Linked DNA regions of Homo sapiens: all the other regions are linked to region 1. The links are chromatin loops, found by intact Hi-C in ENCODE. Cell type or tissue: CD4-positive, alpha-beta T cell. All regions are shown on one strand.

Evidence for each region. Hi-C counts contacts between places; a loop is a spot of excess contacts. Peaks named below come from ENCODE experiments on the same cell type or tissue, not always from the same donor. Only the 100,000 strongest peaks of a DNase experiment are listed, where the experiment ranks them.
Region 2: it touches region 1 in a loop (4-fold over the local background); 18 of 110 quality-filtered maps call a loop at or near these places.
Region 3: a loop joins it to region 1, with 4 times the contacts of the local background. A loop is called at or near these places in 36 of 110 quality-filtered maps.

The regions. Positions count from the first base shown.
Region 1 is chr1:113,831,590-113,839,589 of GRCh38, reverse strand. It overlaps PTPN22 (protein tyrosine phosphatase non-receptor type 22), which reads left to right. Exons shown (of 21, transcript NM_015967.8): 12 at 970-1,046; 13 at 1,183-2,000; 14 at 4,597-4,680; 15 at 5,151-5,281; 16 at 6,452-6,479. The region is part of intron 3 of AP4B1-AS1 (AP4B1 antisense RNA 1); the gene reads right to left. Among named protein-coding and RNA genes, the nearest start is that of AP4B1-AS1, 23 kb to the right of the region's middle. In CD4-positive, alpha-beta T cell, CTCF peaks have their summits at 3,498 and 3,698 (motif pointing left); a DNase peak (open chromatin) is centred at 3,699.
Region 2 is chr1:113,945,603-113,953,602 of GRCh38, reverse strand. HIPK1 (homeodomain interacting protein kinase 1) reads right to left here. Exons shown (of 16, transcript NM_198268.3): 3 at 714-837. Among named protein-coding and RNA genes, the nearest start is that of HIPK1-AS1, 20 kb to the right of the region's middle. RefSeq lists a silencer at 1,610-1,810. In CD4-positive, alpha-beta T cell, a CTCF peak has its summit at 4,278; DNase peaks (open chromatin) are centred at 4,292, 6,133 and 7,311; H3K4me3 peaks cover 1,255 bases; H3K27ac peaks cover 3,373 bases.
Region 3 is chr1:113,960,439-113,968,438 of GRCh38, reverse strand. HIPK1 (homeodomain interacting protein kinase 1) reads right to left here. Exons shown (of 16, transcript NM_198268.3): 9 at 6,001-6,122; 10 at 4,918-5,052; 11 at 2,167-2,309; 12 at 491-673. Among named protein-coding and RNA genes, the nearest start is that of OLFML3, 15 kb to the left of the region's middle. In CD4-positive, alpha-beta T cell, no CTCF peak of the experiment used is centred here; a DNase peak (open chromatin) is centred at 4,738.

The sequences.
Region 1 (8,000 bases):
CAATTATATTTTAAGATTCTATGAACCACAATAACATATTTCATAATATGATAATTGCTATAAAAAATAAGGATTGGGAAGCTGAGGTGAGAGGAGGACTTGAACCCAGGAGGTCAACACCGCAGTGAGCCATGTTTGTGCCACTGCACTCCAGCCTGGGTAACAGAATAAGACCCTAACTTAATTCAAAAAAAAAAAAAAAGATTGAGGCCAGGCACTGTGGTACACACCTGTAGTGTCCCAGCTACTTGGGAGGCTGAGGTAGGAGGACTGCTTGAGCCCAGAAGTTTGAGGCCAGACTGGGCAATACAGCGAGGCCCTGTCTCTTAAAAAAGAAGAAGATTGAGCATGGCTGGACAGGGGAAGAAATGTGATTTTAGGTTGGGTGGTCAGGGAAGGTTTCCTTATGCAGATGACAGTTAAGCAGAGATCTAATTACTTAGAAGGAGCCAGCCATGCAAAATTTGGAGCAAAAATATATTAATCAGGGGGAATAGTAAGTGTAAAAGCCTTGACTTGGAAATAAGTTTGGCATGCTAAAGTAATGGCAAGAAAACCAGTATACCTAGAGCATAGTGAGGAGGAAAAGAGTAGAACAAGATGAAATAGGTCCAGAGACCTAATAAGTACCTGTAAAGGGCTGAGATGCTGAAATTTCTAAAGGCAGAGTGTTTTTGAGACTAAAGTTACCCACCAAAGAACATTTTTAAAACTCCCACATTTGAAAAGATGATGATATACACAAATCCTTTCTAGTTTCTATAATACTATTAATCCTTTATTCTGGCCATCTCAGTATATGAACGAGTTCTTGCTGAGTTCAATATTTTGGAAGCTAATCTAACTCTTTCATGAATTATTTTAAATCTTTTTATTTCCTGAAAAATTACTTTTCAGCCTTCTAAATATTAAAATATCTTATTGACATTGCTTCACTGAAAACCAGCCTCTGACTTATTTCTTTTAAAGAGTCAAGCAAAGCATTGTATTCCTGAGAAAAATCACACTCTCCAAGCAGACTCTTATTCTCCTAATTTACCAAAAAGGTGAGTACAATTTTATATATCTAAATGTTGACTAATTGTGTCTGGGAGATGAATCTCATGCTTATACATCATTGTGATGCTAGGAAGCGGCCTGTTTGGGGTATGGTGTCATCATTACGCTTTCTTTTTGTTTTAGTACCACAAAAGCAGCAAAAATGATGAACCAACAAAGGACAAAAATGGAAATCAAAGAATCTTCTTCCTTTGACTTTAGGACTTCTGAAATAAGTGCAAAAGAAGAGCTAGTTTTGCACCCTGCTAAATCAAGCACTTCTTTTGACTTTCTGGAGCTAAATTACAGTTTTGACAAAAATGCTGACACAACCATGAAATGGCAGACAAAGGCATTTCCAATAGTTGGGGAGCCTCTTCAGAAGCATCAAAGTTTGGATTTGGGCTCTCTTTTGTTTGAGGGATGTTCTAATTCTAAACCTGTAAATGCAGCAGGAAGATATTTTAATTCAAAGGTGCCAATAACACGGACCAAATCAACTCCTTTTGAATTGATACAGCAGAGAGAAACCAAGGAGGTGGACAGCAAGGAAAACTTTTCTTATTTGGAATCTCAACCACATGATTCTTGTTTTGTAGAGATGCAGGCTCAAAAAGTAATGCATGTTTCTTCAGCAGAACTGAATTATTCACTGCCATATGACTCTAAACACCAAATACGTAATGCCTCTAATGTAAAGCACCATGACTCTAGTGCTCTTGGTGTATATTCTTACATACCTTTAGTGGAAAATCCTTATTTTTCATCATGGCCTCCAAGTGGTACCAGTTCTAAGATGTCTCTTGATTTACCTGAGAAGCAAGATGGAACTGTTTTTCCTTCTTCTCTGTTGCCAACATCCTCTACATCCCTCTTCTCTTATTACAATTCACATGATTCTTTATCACTGAATTCTCCAACCAATATTTCCTCACTATTGAACCAGGAGTCAGCTGTACTAGGTAAGTTATTTTTTAAAGTTTGCATAGAATTTTAGATTTCATTTTGTTTCTATAGAATAGTTGGTTTCTTCTCCTCTTCCCTCTTCTCCTCTGCTTCTTCTCTTTCTTTCTTTTTTCTCTTTTTTTTCTTTTTTTTTTTTGAGATGGAGTCTCGCTCTGTCACCCAGGCTGGAGTGCAGTGGTGCAATCTTGGCTCAATGCAACTTCCGCCTCCAGAGTTCAAGCAATTCTCCTGCCTCAGCCTCCTGAGTAGCTGGGATTACAGGCGCGCGCCACCACGCCCGGCTAATTTTTGTATTTTTAGCAGAGATGGAGTTTCACCATGTTGGCCAGGATGGTCTTGATCTCTTGACTTCGTGATCTGCCTGCCTCGGCCTCCCAAAGTGCTGAGATTACAGGCATGAGCCACCACGCCTAGCCTGCTTCCTTCTCTTTCTTCTTCCTGCTACTCCTCAAATAAATACATTCCAGGAGTGTTTTAATGCTGTAATAAGTTGAAAATAGCAACATCAAACATAATATTCCATGAAACAGGCAACAATGGAGGCAATCAAGATCTGGTACAGGATCTGTACCAGCAGGAGTGCTTCTAAAGAAGGCACGCCTCATTTCTAGAAATGTATATCAAAGGCTCACAATATACTGTTTTTTAAAAATATTTTTTGAAACAGAATCTCACTATGTTGCCCATGCTGGAGTGCAGTGGTGTGGACATTGCTCATTGCAGCCTTGATGTCCTGGGCTCAACCAATCCTCCCACCTCAGCCTCCCAAGTAGCTGGGACCACAGGGACACGCCACCATGCCTGGCTAATTTTTTTTTTTTTTAGAAATGGGGTCTTGCTATGTTGCCCAGCCTGGTCTTGAAAATCTGGCCTCAAGCAATCCTCCCACCTTGGCCTCCCAAAGTGCTGGGATTACAGGTGCAAGCCACCACACCTAGCTTCAGAATTTACTCTTAACATATAGAAGCAGCTTCCAAAGGAAGAGCAGAAAAAAATTTGATCAATAGCACCCAGATTTTTTGTTGCACAATTATGTGGCTAAAATGAGTTGAACATATTGCTAAAAATTGAATTATCTTCCTGCAGGATTTGGAAGGGGAGAACCTGATTTCTTGCTCTTTTGTAGTAATCTCGTAGATGACAATACATGTTTAGTATTTTGTGTAAAAATTTTATCATATGTATACCTTTACTTTCATGTTTTGTCTCTTTTATAATTCTGTATTTTTGCATATAATGCATATTGTTCTGTTTTACTGATTAGTTTGAAAGTAGAAATGAGCACCCTGTTAGAGATGATGACAATAATTTGATGTGGAAGATGATGAGGGAAAGCAATGAACAAGTTTAACTCCCTTAGGTATATCATCAAATAATTTGTAAAGCACATTCTACATAGATAGGAGGTGGAGAAAACTTTTGCTCTATAACATTATTTATTGTAGAGTTTCTTAATAAATAGTTGTGTAGATCATTTGTAGCTTTGTTGCAAAAATATCTTATCTGGATCTAAGATGTTCCTTCTGTGATTAGATTATTTTATACATTTTTAAACATTTAAATGTATTTTCTTTTCTTATACCTTAAACTTCTCTGAGCATCTGCATCATTAAAAAACAGAGCGAGACTCCGTCTCAAAAAAAAATTAATTAATAAAAACATACCCTTATTTTCAGGGATTGTAACAATATCGTCATGTGCCATCTGGTGGCAGTTTCTTGTAATACCATTTAAAATGTTTAATAAAAACTGAATGTTTGTATAGAAATACAGAAGACTATCCTATACTGTTGTTTTGTAAAATGGAAAAATACCCATATTCTTGAATTTTGTATAGAATGAAGAGATACTGAAATCTTTATGATTTTACCTAATGTATAACTGAACCTTTTACACGTCAAAGCACTTTATAATGTTTTATTATATAGTCTATGTAAAACAAAAGGAGTTATGTAAAAGTTAATTCAAAGCTTCCAAAATTAATATAATATTTTATGTTAACTGATACACCGTGACTCAATCAAAATGTTTTTGAGCTTTTATTTATTTATTATTATTATTATTTTTTGAGACGGAGTGTCCTGCTGCCACCCAGGCTGGAATGCAGTGGTGCAATCTCGGCTCACTGCAAGCTCTGCCTTCCGGGTTCACGCCATTCTCCCACCTCAGCCTCCCGAGTAGCTGGGACTACAGGGGCCCGCCACCACGCCCGGCTAATGTTTTGTGTTTTTAGTAGAGACACGGTTTCACCACGTTAGCCAGGATGGTTTCGATCTCCTGACCTTGTGATCTGCCCGCCTCGGCCTCCGAAAGTGCTGGGATTACAGGCGTGAGCCACCGCGCCCAGCCCTACTTTTGAGCTTTTAAAACAATAAATGTTAAAGAATAAGCAAAAACCTCCTGGGTTTGTACCTTAAGAGAATTTATTTTGCTTTTTCCTTGAATGAACAAGTGTCAACTTTACTGATAATGTTGCTTCAACGGAATTTAAATATAAATTATGGTAAATTTATATTTAATATTAGAATATAAGAATTTCCTTTGGATTGTTCTAATTAACAATTGTTACAATATTTTTGACATTTTGGATAGCAACTGCTCCAAGGATAGATGATGAAATCCCCCCTCCACTTCCTGTATGGACACCTGAATCATTTATTGTGGTTGAGGAAGCTGGTGAGTACAGTTCAGTAAGTATAAAATAAAGTGTGGGATGGGCATGGTGGCTCATGCCTTTAATTCCAGCACTTTGGGAAGCTGATGTGTGAGCCTTGAGTTTGAGGAGTTCATTGAGGCCAGGAGTTCAAGACTAGCCTGCGCAACATAGTGAGACCTCATCTCTAATTTTTTTTTTTTAATTTAGCAGAGCAATAGCAGCATGCATGTGTAGTCCCAACTATTTGGATGGTGGAGGTGAGAGGATCACTTGAGCCCAGGAGTTGGGGGCTGCAGTAAGCCATGATTGTGCCACTGCACTCCAGTCTGGGTGACAGAGCAAGACCCTGTCTCAAAAAATAAAATGAAGTGTGAATTAACTAGATTACTTCTCAGGTCCTTTCAATGTTTTATGTATTATTTGCTGAGCAACATTTGATGTCTAAAAGAATACTATTCTTAAGAACCGAACTATATTCACTTTCTTCCAGGAGAATTCTCACCAAATGTTCCCAAATCCTTATCCTCAGCTGTGAAGGTAAAAATTGGAACATCACTGGAATGGGGTGGAACATCTGAACCAAAGAAATTTGATGACTCTGTGATACTTAGACCAAGCAAGGTCAATAATTTTTTAATGACTCTACTCATTTAGATTCAATAGACTACAGTTCTACTCCTTGTATTTTTAACACCCATCATTCAATAAATCCTAAGCACATACTAAATATAGAACAATGTGCTAGAGGATGTTGGGATAAAAAGGATGTATAAGACACAATTCTTGCCTGTAAGAAGCTTCTTGTCTAGTAGTAGAGATATAGGATGTGTACAAATCTTTATTTTTGCCTATATTTATTATAACAAAGCAAATGTGATCAATGTCATATGAAAGATAAAGAATTTCAAGTGTAGGAGATGCCTCCAGGTTGGAAGTGATCAAGGAAGATTTAGTGAAAGAGGAAACATTTGAGCTGATTCTTGAAGGATAGTTAAGGCAAAAATAAATGTTTCATACTTAAGTAGGAAGCTTGTTCACTGTAGTCATTTGGTAGGCTATATCATGTTTGCTGTGATAATATGTTATAGAGAATGACAGGTGTGCATATTACTTAAGATAAACCTTTTGGAATAGTGTGGTTGATGGTAAAGTCAGAGATGGGGGTGGGAGGGGTTTGTGGATTAAATAGAAAATAATTATTGAAAGTAGGTGTGTCCTGCTTCTGGAGGAAAAATAGAAGTGTATCTAAAAATGTTATGCATTTCTGTATAGTCTGTGAACCAATTCTCTTAAAATTTGAGAGATCAGAAAAATAATTAAACATTTTAAAGTACCTACAATTGCAATGCTGATAGGCAAATATTCTCTGCCTTTTAAATTATAATTCTAATGTACTAGTAATTATTATTGTCATTAATAATAGGCACATATATTTACTTTAACAACTCCCAGAGGAAAGAACAGTCACTCTTCCAATGTTATGAAGTAACTTCAATTTCCGCAACTTACCTCTAATTAAATTTTCAGGGAAATGTTTCAGGTGGGACAGAAATAAGTCAGAAGGGGATCAATTTAGGACTAATTGCCATGGGATATAAAAATCAGTGTAAGAGTGAAAGATGCCATTTCATAATTCAGCACACTTACAAATTAGGAAAAATAGGGTCTACATTTCATAATTATCTCTACAGCTATATTACATATAAGTTCAAAAATGCCATTTTTTGCTTTGAGTTTGTATAATTTGTATACATATTCTTCTTTCACTTTTCCTTTCTTTTTTTCTTTTAGAGTGTAAAACTCCGAAGTCCTAAATCAGGTAAAAATTTCTCTTGGCTTTAGATGACATTTAGCCCTAAGATTGGAAGAATGGTTCGTTAAGTTTAGAGTAATTCACTTCAGGAAGTTACTTGGTTCCCATAATAGCTTCCAGTATTCATTGATTTATTTCTGGCTTTCCCAGACTAGAAATTTTGTAAAGAGCAAGGTGAAGACAGGATTTTAGAATTCTGCTCCTTAATATATAACCTCTCTGAAATAATATATAAAAACTATTTCAGAGAGAATCTTTTAAAACTTTGCAGCTTTTCCACTATAGAGATTTTCCCACTGTTAACAGTGTGATTCAAAAAATTATTTCTGGCCACTTAATTCTTTAATTTGCTGTTGCCTCTCCAGTACTTGTCTGAGCTTTGCCTGTTTCATGCATTGAAGAACAAAAACTAACATTTATTGGGCACTTCCAGGTACTTTGTTTACATTATCACAAGTGGTAGTTGCCCTTAACATATTTATTCATACTGTCATATTATTCAAATACATATACAGATAATATAAAGGTTAAAAAACATGGGCTTTGCCAGGAATTTGAGGCTGCAGTGAGCTATAATGGCACCACTGCACCCAGCCTGTATGACAGAGCAAGATGCTGTCTCTAAAAAACATGACAACAGGCCAGGCGCAGTGGCTCACACCTGTAATCCCAGCACTTTGGGAGGCCAAAGCTGGCGGATCACGAGGTCAAGAGATCGAGACCATCCTGGCCAACATGGTGAAACCCTGTCTCTACTAAAAATTAGCTGGGCGTGGTGGCGGGTGCCTGTAGTCCCAGCTACTGGGGAGGCTGAGGCAGGAGAATCGCTTGAACCTGGGAGGTGGAGGTTGCAGTGAGCTGAGATTGCGCCACTGCACACCAGCCTGGGTGACAGAGCGAGACTCCATCTCAAAAACAAAACAAAACATGACAACAAAAACAAGGGCTTTAGAGTCAGATAGGCTTTAAGTCAAATCCCTGGTCTATGAAGAATTATCAACATGCATAAACTTGGTTAAATTACATACTTTCTCCTTCTATTTTTCTCATTTATAAAAGAATAGAATCCCTTAGATAATTTTTATGAGGATTAAATACAATAATGTCGTAAAGCTTTTAGCGTAGTACTTGTCAAATAAGTCCTCATTAAATATTATCGATTATAATTTTTATTAATCATTAAATAAGCATTTTACTAAGCAACTTCTGTGCACCTTACACAGGGTTAGAATAGGCAGGATGTATGAGAAAGAGTACTACTTAATGCTTATATTCAAATAGAGTAGATAAAATTAATACTCACGTGGAACCACTAAGTGATAATCTGTGTGGCACTGACTGTAATCACCAGGAGTCTGGGAAAACAGGATGGCATTACTGGAGTGGTTAGGAAAGGTTTCGCTGAGTGGAAGAAAGAACTTTAAATAATTTGTATAGACAGAGAGAAAAAAGGAGGGAATTCCAGCAGCAGGGATCAGCCTACCAATGACTCAAAGGTAGAAATGAGCATGATGTGTATGGAGAAAT
Region 2 (8,000 bases), 110 kb before region 1:
GAGGTTGCAGTGAGCCGAGATCGCGCCACTGCACTCCAGCCTGGGTGACAGAGCAAGACTCCATCTCAAACAAATAAAAAGAAAAAAGAAAAAATAACAAGAAATGAGAATTCACAATTTACTTCCATAGTAAAACATTTTCCCTTAACGGACCAATTCCTTAGGAAATTATACCATATCTCCTAAAGTTTGTCTATTTTTAGATACAGATCATATATTACTACAACTCAGATGATTTCCTTTCTAAATCCTATCTTAGCGACCCAGTATGTCACAGCTTCTGGGACCTGAAGTGTTTCAGTCTGAAGAAAGTACTTCAGTGTGTCATGCGTAAAAGTAAATTATAATAGCTCCGAGTAAGTAGAAGTTCTCTTTTAAAATTCCAGTTCCTCATCTTTACTCTACTTTCCTAACTCACAAAGCACATAAGTTAATGAAAGTTAAGTCTCTAATAAATCATTACAGATCTAGCAAAGTATCAACCTTAATATAAAATAAAATTCTTTTTTTTATTATAGAATTGCAAACATACTTTAGCCTAAGAAGCAGGAAGAGAAAATTATACTATTCTTTAAAAAGTTCTTTAGTAGCAATTGGACTACTCTTTCCCTATTATCTAAATACTTCAGTAGTACTTAGTACTTCTCTTTCTCCAGAATCTAATTCACAAGTAACTATTTGCATTCTATTTCCATTCAAATAAACACTTTTACCTGATCATATTCTGAAGCACCAGGATAAAGAGGCCATCCCAGGAACAGCTCAGCTATCACACAGCCCAGTGACCACATATCAATAGCTTCACAAAATGGTAACCCAAGAATAATTTCAGGAGCTCTAGCAAAAACAAAAAATATCAGATTAAAAAAAAAAAAACATTATTTGGGAAAATTAACTACATGACTAAGTCCTGTTTTAGTATTAGCTAAAGGAACATTTATTCAATGAAATGGAAAAAAAATCTTTGGTATACAATCCATCATCTGAAGCTCAGGGCCAGATGTGTTTTGGAATTCAGAATATTTTGAATTTCAGAAAGGTAATGCAGAACACAAAGTACACATTATATAATAATCCCAGTGGAGTTCAGGGCAGTGCACTATAATCAAACACATTAATATTTCTGCAACAAAACATGGAACAGTCATACTAAGTTGGCTAAATAAAGACTTCAAATAGCTTAACAATGGTTCAAGTCAGGTCTTGCCAATTAAATGAATTTATACCAAACTTAAAGAAAAATTTTCATTTATGAGAGCTTTCTGAATTTTGCAATCACAGATAAGGGATAATAGATTTTTTTTATTATTATTCCTAGCACCATTTCAATCATAAAAAAAAAAAATCAATTAAAAGGCCTGGTCAACTGGGCACAGTGGCTCATGCCTGTAATCCCAGCACTTTGGGAAGCCGAAGCGGGTGGATCACCTGAGGTCAGAAGTTCAAGACCAGCTTGGCCAATATGGTGAAACCCCAAATCTACTAAAAATACAAAAATGAGTCAGGTGTGGTGGTGGGCGCCTGTAATCCCAGCTACTCAGGAGGTTGAGACAAAAGAATCGCTTGAACCCAGGAGGTAGAGGTTGCAGTAAGCCAAGATCACACCACTACACTCCAGCCTAGGAGACCCAAGACAGTCCAAAAAAAAAAAAAAAAAGCCCTGGTCAATAAATAACCCTTCATGACAGAAATGCCTTCTGGAAAAAAAAAAAAGAAAAAGAAATGCCTTCTGAAGAGACATGGTGTTGACAGCACACTCTCTAGAGCCAGCCTGTCAGGGTCTGAATCCTAGTTCCATCATTTAATAGCTGCAGGTATATTACTTGATCTCTCTGTGCCTCAGGTTCCTCATCTATAAAATGGAGACAGTAAGAGTTCCCACCACATAGAGTTGTTGTGAAGCTTAAATAAATATATGAAAGCTTTTAGACCAGTGCATGGCACATGGTAAATACTAGTAGGTGTTAGATATAATAACAGTATTATGTTACCATTATTTTAAAACTTTGAACTCTTAGTGTGCTTTTTAGAAATATTCATTAACAGTCCAAGTGAGAAATAAAATGCTAGGGAACTTTAAAGAGATGACTAAGGTAATCCATAACTCAGACGTTTATATATACGAACACATCTAAAATAGAATTATTATCCCCATTACAGAAGAAGAAACTGAGAAAAAGAAAGATTAAGTTATTGGCCTAGAGTCACAGTCAAATAAGTGGCAGAGCTAGGATTTGAATCCCTGCAATCTGGCTCCAGAATTGAGTATATTATATATTACACTGTTTCTCAATAAGTAAAAGTACATACTCATCTATGTAAATTTATATTTGACATGGTGGAATACAAGGGCAATTGTCAAACTATGACTAATTAGGCAATAAGTGGGTTCAAAAAGAAAATAATAGGTAACACTAATAGCAATAATAATAAATGACACATAAATATTGCCTACTATGTGCCATGCACTGTTCTAAGTTCTTTATAAATGTTGAGTCACTTAATCCTTACAACAATCCTATCAAAGTATTATTATGATGTCATCAATTCTAAGATACACATCTTTTTACATGTTAGCACCTCTGAAATTAAGAAGATTCTTACAAATGATGGTATATTTTAGTTTAATGGCAGCGCTTTTCCTTTTTTAAGTGGTACAAAAATAATGTATCTTATAATCAATGGCATGTTAGATTCTATGCAATAAAAGTATTACCTCCATTTTACAGATGAAGAAACTGGCACTAAGAGGTTAAAGTAACTTGCCCAAGGCTACATAACTACTAAAAGATGGTGCCCTTGGCCAGCGCAGTGGCTCACACCTGTAATCCCAGCACTTTGGGAAGCCAAGGTGAGTGGATTGCTTGAGGTCACGAGTTCGAGAACAGCCTGGTCAACACGGTGAAACTCCATCTCTACTAAAAATACAAAAATTAGCTGGGCATGGTGGCGGGCAGCTGTAATCCCAACTACTCAGAGGCTGAGGCAAGAGAATTACTTAAACTTGGGAGGCATAAGTTGCAATGAGTTGAGATCTGCCACTGCACTCCAGCCTGGGCGACAGAGCGAGACTCCATCTCAACAAAAGAAAAAGGATGGTACCCAAGCTATTTGGATCCAAGATTTCAGCTCTTAGGCACTGGATCATCTTCTCCAAATAATTTCCTTTCTTTCTTACAAGTCATGGAATTATAATCTATAAGGACACTCCAGATCCAGATCCAGATCCAGATTCAGATTCCTCATGTTACAGGAGTTAAATGGAAAACAGATCTTTCCGTGAAGAACCATCTAACTGGCCGTGTCTCCTCACAGAATACCCAGGTTTCTCAAACTACTTTCAAGTGATATGTGCTTATTGTTGTTTTGTGTATATGTGCAGGGGGTTGAGGGAAGGCAAGGATTAAGCAAGGAGAATATAATTTCCCTAAATAAGAATATCCCTCCCCATCTAAGCAAACTAGGCATAGAAGAAAAAAAAAATCCTCCCCTAGTATTTATACATAAATAGTGGCCCTTAGAAAACAGTAAATCTGGGGACTCCACAGGGCCTGAAAGCTTTTCTGATCCTTAAATACAAATAGCAGTCGACCCAGGCCTCTTCGGGCTTACACTTTTTAACAGCTATGGGTGGAACCACCAATATCATCAGTTTTTGTAGTATTTAATTTGAACTGTGGTTTTGTTTACCAAAGAAATAACTGGCCGGGTGCGGTGGCTCATGCCTGTAATACAAGCACTTTGGGAGGCCGAGGAGGCTGGATCACCTGAAGTCAGGAGTTTGAGACCAGCCTGGCCAACATGGTGAAACCCCATCTCTACTAAAAATATAAAAAATCAGCCAGGTGTGGTGGCGGGCACCTGTAATCCCAGCTACTCAGGAGGCTGAGGCAGGAGAATTGCTTGAACCCAGGAGACGGAGGTTGCAGTGAGCTGACACAGTGCCACTGCACTCCAGCCTGGGTGACAGAGTAAGACTCTGTCTCAAAAAAAAAAAAAAAAGAAAAGAAAAGAAGTAACCCTCAAAAGTGATATTCCTGTTGCAGGTGGCTAGAGGCACATATTACTGATGGAATTTCAGAGTTCAGTGAAATCTCAACCATAATGGCATGTTTTCAACACTGCACAAGTTTGACAGGCGCATTAATAAGCTAGTAAGACTACCCAGAAACAACATAAAAGCTTTTCTAAAATTGAAAAGGAACAAAATTTTCTACTCCTAGTGAGCAGAATCATTAATTTCCAAGTTCATGACAATGCCAAAAATAGCTGGCAGGGGGAGCACAACTGGCAATGAGCCAAAATAAAAACTGGGTTTAGAACATTCCAAAGCATCAATTGGAGGGCAGCATATTGATTTTGCTATTCCTACCATACTAGAAAGACATTTTAAAGTCCAAAAGGTAGGTCACAGAGAATGGCCAGGCCACTCTATAACTTTCTTCTTTAAAAGGTAGCGATAACAGGCCAGGCGCGGTGGCTCACGCCTATAATCCTAGCACTGTGGGTGGCCAAGGCACGTGGATGGCCTGAGGTCAGGAGTTCAAGTCCAGCCTGGCCAACATGATGAAACCCAGTCTCTACTAAAAATACAAAAATTAGCTGGGCATGGTGGCAGGCGCCTGTAATCCCAACTACTCCAGAGGCTGAGGCAGGAGAATCGCTTGAACCCGGGGGGCAGAGGTTGCAGTGAGCCAAGATTACGTCAATTCACTCCAGACTGGGCGTAAGAGCGAAACTCCGTCTCAGAAAAAAATAAAAAAGGTAGCAATAATATATGATAACTGTCTCGAGCTTAAAGTTTTCTGGGAAATTAAGGAAAATATCACTTCCACAGCCCCCAAGTCCCATTTAATTAAAAAAAAAAACTGAAGATTAGCTGAAAGTTTTTTCATTTGGTCTCACCCTGCTTTTGGAGTGACAAAAGCAGCTAAGGACTTCCAGCAAAAGCTCAGTCAAAACAGCAACTCTACCGTATCTACCTTATAAAAAGGCAAATAGCAAAAGGAAAAACAAAAAAAGGAAAGCAGTTTAAAAAAAAAAAAAATACGGCCAGAAACGGCGGTTCACACCTATAATCCCAGCACTTTGGGAAGCCAAGGCAGGAGGATCACTTGAGCAGGAGTTTGAGACCAGCCTAGGCAACACAGCAAGACCCAATCTCTACCAAAAAAATTTAAAAAATTAGCCAGGTATGGTGGTGCATGCCTGCAGTTCTAGCTACTCAGGAAGCTGAGGTGGAAGGATCACTTGAGCCCAGGAGGTCAAGGCTGCAGTGAGCCATGATTGCGCCACTGCACTCCAGCCTGAGACCCTGTCTCAAAAACAAACAAAAAAGCAGTAAGGCTGCTTAGTTCACTGAGGGTTTTGTATTATTTGGGCCTATAAATGTTAGACTTACCCAAACTCTACGAAGCAAAAAGACAAGTTATTTTCTACTTTACTGAACAGTAAGGCATCACTAGAGCAGGTTTATCTCTAAGGACTGAATACTTTAAACTGTGAATCCAGATTATAATTATTAGAATTATTTTCATTACATCTTTCCTCTTGGCCTCCTTATTTCTTAATCCCTCAATATAAACTCTACAGACACGTAAAACTCTGGTTCTACCTCATTTGTGTAATAAGGAAACAGAGTTAGATAATTACTCTTCTAGGTCCCTTTCCAGCTGTAACATTCCAACAACTGGGCAGTAAAAAAGGTTATCTACAGAAGCACAGGAAAGTGAAAGAAACTGTTAAAAACTGGCAGTGTTCACTTCAGTAGGAAAATGGCATTAATTGTGCTTTGAACATGGCAAGTCTCCTCTTTGAAGACACATCCCATCCTTAAAAAACAAATACTAAACAGGCTCTGGTTATTACAGCTAAGTGATAGAAACAACAATCCCTGCCTTTTGATTCCCCAACTTCAAACTTCTTTAAGTTGAAAAATTCTTCCAACCAACATTGTTGAGGTTAATTTCACTGGCACCCAGAGCAAGCTAAGGTTAGGATCACTTAACACAAATCACTCTGATTATTTTCATGAACATTTTCGTTTCTTTCTTCCTATCTCAGAGACATCAAACCTACTTACTTACCAATTAGAGAGGTTACATAAAACCTAACTTCCTGCATCAGTGGCTTAGGTGAAACTATATTTTGACTGCCAGAGGAAATTAGATTATTTGTTTGTCTAGGATAAATGGAAGATACGTTTTCCTTCTCTAGACCTTTTCCTTCCGTAAGTAACAAAGTGATTCAGCTTGAAATAAAGGCTGGCTAGTTTGTTCAGTAGGGAAAAACATTCAGCCTGTAAGCATGGCAAACCTTTGTCTCTAAAACTCAAGCCCGAAAGACAGGAGCTTTGCTTGGAGTCTGTGCACATTTACAGTGAGCCAGAGAGTAAAGTATATTATTTCCACTGCCTGAATCATTTAGCCATGCCCAGGGCCAATGGACACAGCAAGTTGGCAAATTTATGTGAGCTGATAATACTGGCATATTATCAGAAAGACAAAGCAAGGTAAACTAAAAAGGTGGGTAAGAGAAGGACTAGCTTTGGAGTCAAAATGCTTCACCAGCCAAACAGATTTCACAGAGGTTTTTTGAAAGACAGAAGGGTGAGGACTTAATGGACTCTAATATGGCAACAAAGCAACATCAAAGAAGCTTAAGAGGACCACTGCGGGTAAAACTAGTGATAAAGAAGGAATGCCTGAGCTGCTGTTCCATCTGCCTTAGGCTCATTATCAAGTATTACTGTGACACAACAGAACACTCATGTTAAATCCTAAACACTGTCAAGCCCTGGGCACTGAACTTCAGTATACAGAGTAATTACTCAGTAATACACAGAATGAACTCCTGTTTTTAAGAGGCAAACTTAGCTCCACTTAAAATTATAGTCAACAACTATATTGCAGTGAATTTAAAGAAAGCTTTGTCGAAGGGTAACTTTGAAGATTTGAAAACCTTAGTTTCTATAAAAAACAAAACCAAAATGAATCAATTGACAGCTTAAATTAAAAGGATAAAAAATACAAAGATCAGCAACCTAACACTGAAAATTATTCAAATGAATTACACATTACAGAAAGCTAAGCAGCCAAATAATTCATTTTATTTTGTATTAACATGCCCCAATTATAACAAAGCCAAATAATTTTTATCTCCTATTGCTCTCCCTTTTTCAATTTAAAAACTACTCTGTTATCACAAGAGAATGCACTTTGTCTTTGACAGGGCAAACAAATAGTTAAAGAACACCTGCAGGCACAGAGTCAAGACAGAAAGGAAGAGCTGATCAGCCCTCTTCCTTCAGCTGTGGTCTGCCTAGTCCCTCCTGAGGACTCAAAATGGGATGCTGCGCTGAATTCTTCAGTGCACCTGTAGAGTATGTTATATATATGTTATGTTGGTGTGGCTGGTGGTGAGACTGCTCAAAGGAGAGCATTAAAAAGCAAATGTAGTTGGAACCTAAATCTCCCAAGGCATAAATAAATAAATGGAGATGACATTCTTAAAGTTAGCCAAGGTTGCCTAGGGCAGCATAAAACCAGAAAACAAAGGCTCTAAGAGTTTATTTACCTTACCTCAAGTAAAAAATACCAGTTTTATAAAACTGTGAAAAGATATAAAGAAATAAGGATGGACTGACTTACTATTAAGCTGTCAATACTACCCAAAGTCATCTACAGATTCATCGCTATCCTTAATAAAAAGCAATTATGGTTTTTGTATAAAATAGAAAAACCCATCCTAAAATTTATATGGACCCTCAAAGACCCCAAATAGCCAAAACAATCTTGAAAAAGAACAAAGTTGGAGGTCTCACACTTCCTGATTTCAAACTTACTACAAAGCTACAATAATCAAAACAATGTGGTACTGGCATAAAGACATATATAGATTAATGGAATAGAGAGCCCAACATTGAAAATGGGAAAGCAATAGAAGATAAGAATTATTTGTATATATGTTCAAATGATTCCAACAAGGGTGCCCAAACCACC
Region 3 (8,000 bases), 130 kb before region 1:
TAGGAAAAGTTCACATGGAAAGATGATTCAGTCCTTGGCCTTCCAAATTGTGTATCTTTTCCCCAGACTGCTTTCCAATTTACTCATTGATTCCTTTTTACATAATCATTAAGCAAATACATTTAACTATATAAGTTCCAGTGAAAATAAGCACCATGCTGGCAAGAGTTTCCAGGGACAAGAACACCAAAATACAAAAGACATTTTACTTTTATAAGCCCTTTATCCCAGGATTAAATTTCACTCTGTAAAGTAAAATAAAAACATCATAAAATGCCCTAGATTCAAAGTGGCAGCAGAGACAAAGGACCATCATAAAACCAGGACACACCTGGTGTACATGCCCAGATGAAATGATTTGCTCTTCCTCAATTTGGCAGCTACTTGCTGCTTCATATCTATATTATATGTCTATACAATATTCCAAATGCAAGGCAACATATCTCTCAAACTGGCACAGTTTTAACTATCAGCTGTAACACAGACTCACTTGGAAGAGACTGGAGCTGACTGCTTATTCTTCTTCGAAGGGAGGGAACTGGATTGTTGTTGTCTGACAACATGGGCAACACCAACATTCAGAGGCTGAGCAGTGGCCAATGTCACATGGTTAGTCAGCAAGGATGGCTGCTGCATGATAGTGCTGTACTGGTTGCCATGAGAGTGGGCATTCCTGTACCAACAGAAAGAAAGAGAAGAGTGAATTCCAAAACCACTGAAGAATCAGGACCAAACAGACATCAAAAGCAATTAGCCAAAATGCAGCTGCATTTTATTTTTTTAAAGTTGAGCACCTACCATCTGATAAGGGATTAATAACCAGAATACGTAAGCAGCTCAAACAACTCTATGGAAAAAAATCTAATAATACGATCAAAAAATGGGCAAAAGAATTGAATAGACATTTTCCAAAAGATGACTTACAAATGACAAACAGGCATATGAAAAGGTGCTCAACATCTCTGATCATTAGAGAAATGCAGATCAAAACTGCAATGAGATATTATCTCACCCCAGTTAAAATGGCTTATATCCAAAAGACAAGCAATAATAAACACTGCCAAGGATATGGAAAAAAGGGAACAATTGTACACTGTTGGTAGGAATGTAAGTTAGTACAACTATTATGGAGAACAGTTTGGAGGTTCCTGTAAAAACTAAAAATTGAGCTACCATATGATCCAGCAATCCCACTGCTGGGTATATACCCAAAAGAAAGGAAATCAGTATATCAAAGAGATACCTGCACTCCTATGTTGCAGCACTGTTCACAGTAAGATTTGGAAGCAGCCTAAGTGTCCATCAACAGATGAATGGATAAAGAAAATATGGTACATATACACAATGGAGTACTACTCAGCCACAAAAAGTACACGTTGTCATTTGCAACAACATGGATGGAACTCAAGATCATCATGTTAAGTGAAATAAGCCAGACACAGAAAGACAAACCACATGTTCTCACTTATTTATGGGATCTAAAAATCAAAACAATTTAATTCATGGACATAGAGAGTAGGATGGTTACCAGAGGCTGGTAAGAGTAGTGGAGGGCTAGTGGGGAGGTAGGGATGGTTAATGGGTACAAAAAAAAAAAAAAAAGAATAAGAACTACTATTTGATAGCGCAATAGGTGATTATAGTCAGTAATAACTTAATTGTACATTTTTAAATGACTTAAAGAGTGTAATTGGATTATTTGTAACTCAAAGGATAAATGCTTGAGGGGATGGACACCCCCTTTTCCATGATGTGCTTATTTCACATTACATGCCTGTGTCAAAACATCTCATGTACCCCATAAATATATATACCTAGTATGTAATCACAAAAATTAAACATTAGAAAAAAAGAATTTTCATTATAAAAGATAAAGTTGGGGACCTAGATTACAAGGCTTTAGGATCTCACTGTATGGTTTCTAATCACTTAAGACTCTCTTTAAAAAATCTAGAAGAAATGATTCCTGACCTTCAGAACCTACTGCTTTCCTATATTCAAAGTTTTCTTATAACACCATCTCCTAGCCTGATATGGGTTCTTAAAGGATTCCAACAGTGTCAAATTTTCCTTTATTTTCTTACTAGTCTCTCTCCTTATTACCAAGTGCTCCCACCCTATGGGATCGGCCCTTACAAATCTCCCAGAGTAACACAGGACACTTGCCTCCAGTCAGCTAGCTGCTGTCCACTCCCCATGGCCTCTGGAATCATTGCTGTGGGCTGGACAGAGTTGTGTAGAGCTACCCCAGGCAACTGTTGCCAAGTTGAAGGCAGGAGAATTTGCTGAGTCCCTCCAGGCCACGCCTGCTGTAAGGAAACACACATAAAAAACATCCAGACTTGATTCATTCTTGGCTTTTTCTTCTGTTTTTTTAAAGAAAGAAAAATTCATATCTTAAAAGAAGTTGCTTGTAGATTGTTAACTTGCAGAGATTAAAAAAGAAAGGTCAGAGGGGCTCAAGCTACAAGTCTTATGAATGGGGAAAGAAAACATACTGCTTTCTCTTGCTCACCCCCATAACCTGACCACCCGGGTATTAAAGAAAAGAAGATCCCTGCGGTTAAGAGCTTCTATTATACTGTAGAGAAAAGGAGTCTGAGAGTTCAGAGATAAGAGCTGGTTAAATGCTGGAGTTTCATTTTTGCAACAATTCTAAAATAAATCCCTAGAAAGAGTTAAGAGGACTCCCTGGAGATTAAAATTTTTTAATCTGACTGCCAATCAGATAAGGTATCAGATCAATTCAACCCATAAAACAAAAGGCAGAACTGTTCCCTTTTTTAAAAGGGTAGTATTTGGAAAATGGAGCCAGATGTGGATGACCAAAGGCCTAATCCTTTTGGGGAAAAAATCTTATGCCAGCAAGAAAAAGCTAACTTCATCATTTATAGCCACATAATGGAATTTCAAAATAAGGCAAAAAGTAAGATGTTTTAGAAGCAGAAAGCATCATACTTTGTTTCTAATAGTTACCTAAAATATGTTTTTATGTATCATTTGCAGGAATATTTCCACATAAAAACTAATCACTACAAGAAAATACATGATTTCTAGTTTTAAAAAAGCCATGTCACTTGCAATAAACTGAGCAACAAATGTTTTCTGTACTTCTTCCTCACAGAAATTCTGGCATTTTTTGAAAAAAAAAATGGGAACGGATTTGGAAGTTTCCTTTTTAAACTTGAATTCTGCAGTACAATTACCTACAATGCTTGGGTACATATGGTTCTGTTTCTTGAATTTCAAATTGCAAGGCCATCAACACACTGTTTTAAAAATATTTCTGCAAGTAACAGATCTACTTGTTACAAATACTGGTTCCAAACAAGAAGCCTTCAAAGCAGAGAAACTGCAAACACGTCTGCTACCATAAGCAGAATTTAAAACAAAATAAAACAAAACAAAAAATAAAAGAAGTATGTTAAGTCACACCATGCGTCTTTCCATAAGCCAACACCTGCACAAGACAAAGCATGTAGTTTAATACAAAGCAAGAAATAACATTCCAATGTGAGGCAGAAATCTGGCGTTCCAAGCGACGAACTGTTTTGACAGAGGAAGAACAAAAATATGCAAAGCTTAGCAAATGGCTAGTGCAAACTTAAGAGAAGCAGCAAAGGAGAAGTGTCAACTAACATTCCAACCTCGAAACTACAGATGAGTGAGTTAAAACCATTGGCTTGGATCAATCAAGTTGGAAATATATCTGACTCCCTCACACTCAGGTTTTCTGCTTACAAGAAAATTAATCTGGAAGTGACAAAGACTTTTAAAATGAAAACCAAATTCCAACCAAAGTATGTTTCTGGAAGTGTTTTCACTCACATGAATACTTAAGAAACAACAAAAGAAATTTAAAGCAACTTTGAAAACAGAGAAATAACAGGATTCAATAGTGCCTTTCAGGTTTTTGGATGCTTACCTAATTTTAAATTTCAAATGAGAAAATGCTGGATATCCAATAAACAATTCTAACTCCCCATATAAACCAAAACACATCCAAAAAATCACTCTTAAGGTTACAAATCCTGAAACACACCTCAAAGTCTTGGTTGTTTTTTCTATCTCTAAGCCCAGTACTACAATTGCAGCTACATTAAGTAACTATTCCCCATGACTTTTAATAACAAAGATATTGTATTTGCATAGTTTGTTGGCCATACTTTCAACCTTTGTATAAAGACCTATTTGTAAAATAATTAATTCCTCCCAAAACTCCTAAAAATGTGTCCACTTTTAATTTCAACCAACAATATGACCTACAATATGATCTACATTCTAAAGGGAATATCTTTAAATGTAAGATATAAGCTGCCACTGATCATGAGTGGCAAAAAGAGCTATCTTCATGTGTCCATAGAAGGATGGTTAGTATCAACTGAGAAAGCAATAAATTAAGAGCATCTTAAGCATTTCCACATGCAGAAAAGTTTTAGAACCTTAAAACAGCAAAAAAAGGAGAAAGCTATCTTGCCAACGAGCTCAATTTTGGCCATCCGGGTACCTGTAGCTGAGCCAAATTAAAGGCCATTTCCTTCATTCTCAAGGATCAGAGGGTAAAAGGCAGAAAACAAGTAACAGTGTTGAAGCTCTTCTGAGGCTACATCGAGAGCTTTTATCACACTAGGCTGGCAAAGAAGAATCAAGGGATCTGGCTCCTTACAGAGCCACATAACCATCAGTCAGACAGTGCTACAGCAAATGTTGGGGAGGAAAACAATGAGACATTAAAAGATGTAGCAAGAACACAGCCACAAGATGGCACATGCTTCCATGCCCTCTGCAAAGACTAAGCTAAAAAATTTTTTTGAAAAATAAACCAGAAAAAAACAGAACAAAAACAAACAGGAAAAAACAAAAAAGAAAGAAACCAAAGAAACTCCGTTAGTAACACAATCAAGTGAGGGGAATTACCAGTACAGCGGCAGTCTGTTCAACCAGCGCCGGCCGGCCGGCTGCGCAGCTCAGAGTAAAGGGCACCGCATACTGCGGTGTGATGGTGGCTACTTGAGGGTGGAGAGTTGCTACCATTAGTGGTGTACAGCTTCCCTGAAACGTAGATTAGGCAGGTGAGTGAAACAAACACGGAGGCAGGATATCTGGATTCAGAAGGGTTCTCATTCCCCCCAAGTTATTACTGACAATGAACAGTAATTTGATAGCATCTAAAATGCATATACCAAACACAACTTTCCCCCTTCAACTTTGTATGGCATTGGCCCACAAAGTCAAATGCCAATGGCCTAAAACAAAGAAGTATAGGAATCCTCCTTGGGCTAGATTCAGGGGATCAGTTCTATGAAACAGAGACATTTATTAAGAATTCTTCCTCCTGTTCACAAAATAGAGTTTTTGGATTTGAGAATTTCCTATGTGTCATAGGCCACAAACATTTATATATAAAATATAAAATATACTGTTTGTTGCTATTTAAATACTTTACAATTTTCTCTATCATCTTAGTCGAATGTTCCATAGCAAGTATAAAGTTTTAAAGCTTTCTACAATCTGGTTAAACACACGGAATGAAGGAATGTAATATGTGAAGAGGCATCCTGATGTGATCCAGCCTCTCAACTGTGATGAAATTCTAAAAGAGTGAGCAAAAGGGACACAAAGGGTGCAAAAGTGGAAGCTTATATTTTAGAATCAAAATGCTACATATATACTTATCTTTATATGAGCTCCAACATTTAAAAAACAAACAACAACAAAAAAAAACGCTTCACCCCGCAAAATTAGAGTAAACTTACTCAGAAGACCATTTCTCAAGAATGTCTGGATATTTTTTCCCTGCAAGTCTAAGGAAGACAATGGCAGAGTTGCAATAGTGTTAGGAATTAGTATATTGTTCCATAGAGATGTTTCATTTTAAGTCCACTGAATCATGACCAAGAAAGATCTTATAGTCAAAGGAAATACCATTTTCTAGGACAAAATATCTGAATCTCAATAGTGTTTAGCAATACTGAGTATCCACATTGCTCTAGCTTTTACCTGCGTGAGAACTCCTGACTGAATCTGTAGTGGCTGAGCAGCTGGTGCCTGGGGTACAATCGGTACAGCATTATCCATCCTCACAGGGAATCCAGAATGCTTTGTTGTTGCTTGTAGTCCAGCTATTGAAAACAGCATCACAGTTAAATAGTTTTGCAAGGTCTGGGAGTACTGTTTTAAGATTATTTTGTTTTCAGCTTCTCTGTTCAAATAATCCACTGTTCAGGTTTTAATCCTAGACACTTAAGACAAAGAAGTTTCATTCATAGAAGTCTTGGAAGTTAAGAAAAGGGAGACTTCCCCTCAGGTTAGGTTAATGGAAAGATGTTTGATATAGTGAGGGATGGTTTAAAAGAATTCTAAATTTTTTTTATGCTACAAAATTTAAAACACAATATTCATCCCATCTCCATTAAGAGTACAGGCAAAAACAAAAAAATCTTCACTTAGTAAATTAAATTCACTTTCATTTTTTTTTTTTTTTTTTTTTTTTTTTGAGATGGAGTCTCGCTCTGTCACCCAGGCTGGAGTGCAGTGATGCTATCTGGGCTCACTGCAAACTCTGCTCCCAAGTTCAAGCGATTCTTCTGCCACAGCCTCCCAAGTAGCTGCGACTACAGGAGTGCGCCACCACGCCCGTCTAATTTTTATATTTTCAGTAGAGACGGGGTTTCACCATGTTGGCCAGGCTGGTCTCGAACTCCTGACCTCATGATCTGCCCATCTTGGCCTCCCAAAGTGCCGGGATTACAGGTGTGAGCCACTGTGCCCAGCATTATTCACTTTTTAATCCACTAGGTGGAAAAAAAACTTGTTTTTAAAATTCTAATCTTTAAAAGCAAAGGCTTAAGTATAACTTTTAGTGAATTAGATAAGAAAGATTACGAAAAGCTCAATAATTTATAATCTAAGTTACCTTCTTATTTAGAATGCTTTTCCCCATTCCTCAAAAAATATAACCTAGTCCATAAATCAGTCATATATTTTATCCTTAACCAGGCATGAACTGAAAAAAATTATGCCTAGGATAAGAATATTTTAAAAGCAGACATTCTGGTTTATAGAAACTTGCTTCAACTTATTTTAGAAATCTACTCTTGTCATTGACATCTAATAGGGCTCTTTTGTAGTTAATGGACAGCTAGGAAAATCAAGAATTCTTCTTTGTAACAGTGCCTTTATAACAATAACCATGTCTTCTTTATCTTTTTATTCATTATGCTCTTAGAACAAATGTTGAATAAATCTTTCCTACAAATAGACCTCCTGGGGAAAAGCACAACTAAAGACAATTCTTTTTGTCAAGACTTGAGAGCCTTCAGTTGCTTCTGTACTTTATCGAAACTTGCAACATAAAGAATTTAAGTTGCTATTATATTTCCAATTCACTAATGTCTGCAATTTTGTTAAGTGAGGATATAAAGATTTTAATTAAAGACTACTTAGGTGACATTTTCTCAACTATCACCAACTAATTTCTCTTAATATTACTATGGAGGTATCAAATGAGCATAACTCATAGACCTAACACTGCTGTTTTCAGCAAGTCAGTCTTCTAATTTTCCACTTCAGTAATTTATGAGTAATTTAATAACAAGTTGTCATGAAGAAAAATACAATCCAGCAACGTACAAAATAAGAGGGCATAGTAAAATCAGAATTAAAACACTAACAATATCTTTTTTTATATAAAAATAAAAAGTAACAAATTCATATATCAAGATTAAAAAGTTGCCAGCCATGCTTCCGTAGGCAATGTTATCCAATAAGAAGGCTAAGCCACACAAAATTTTTGCCTATAGTAGGACATGGATACATGCCTAACTACAAGACATTGGTATTGTATAATAATAGCCTCCTACAAATTGGTAAAATTTAGGAGGAAATGTTCACTTCAGAAGCTCATCTATAGCCCCCAGGGTGATAAAGCGAAAGGTGACAAAATTACAGAATAATAGTTACCACTAAGCAAAATGTGTTATCTATTTTGGCCAACCAGG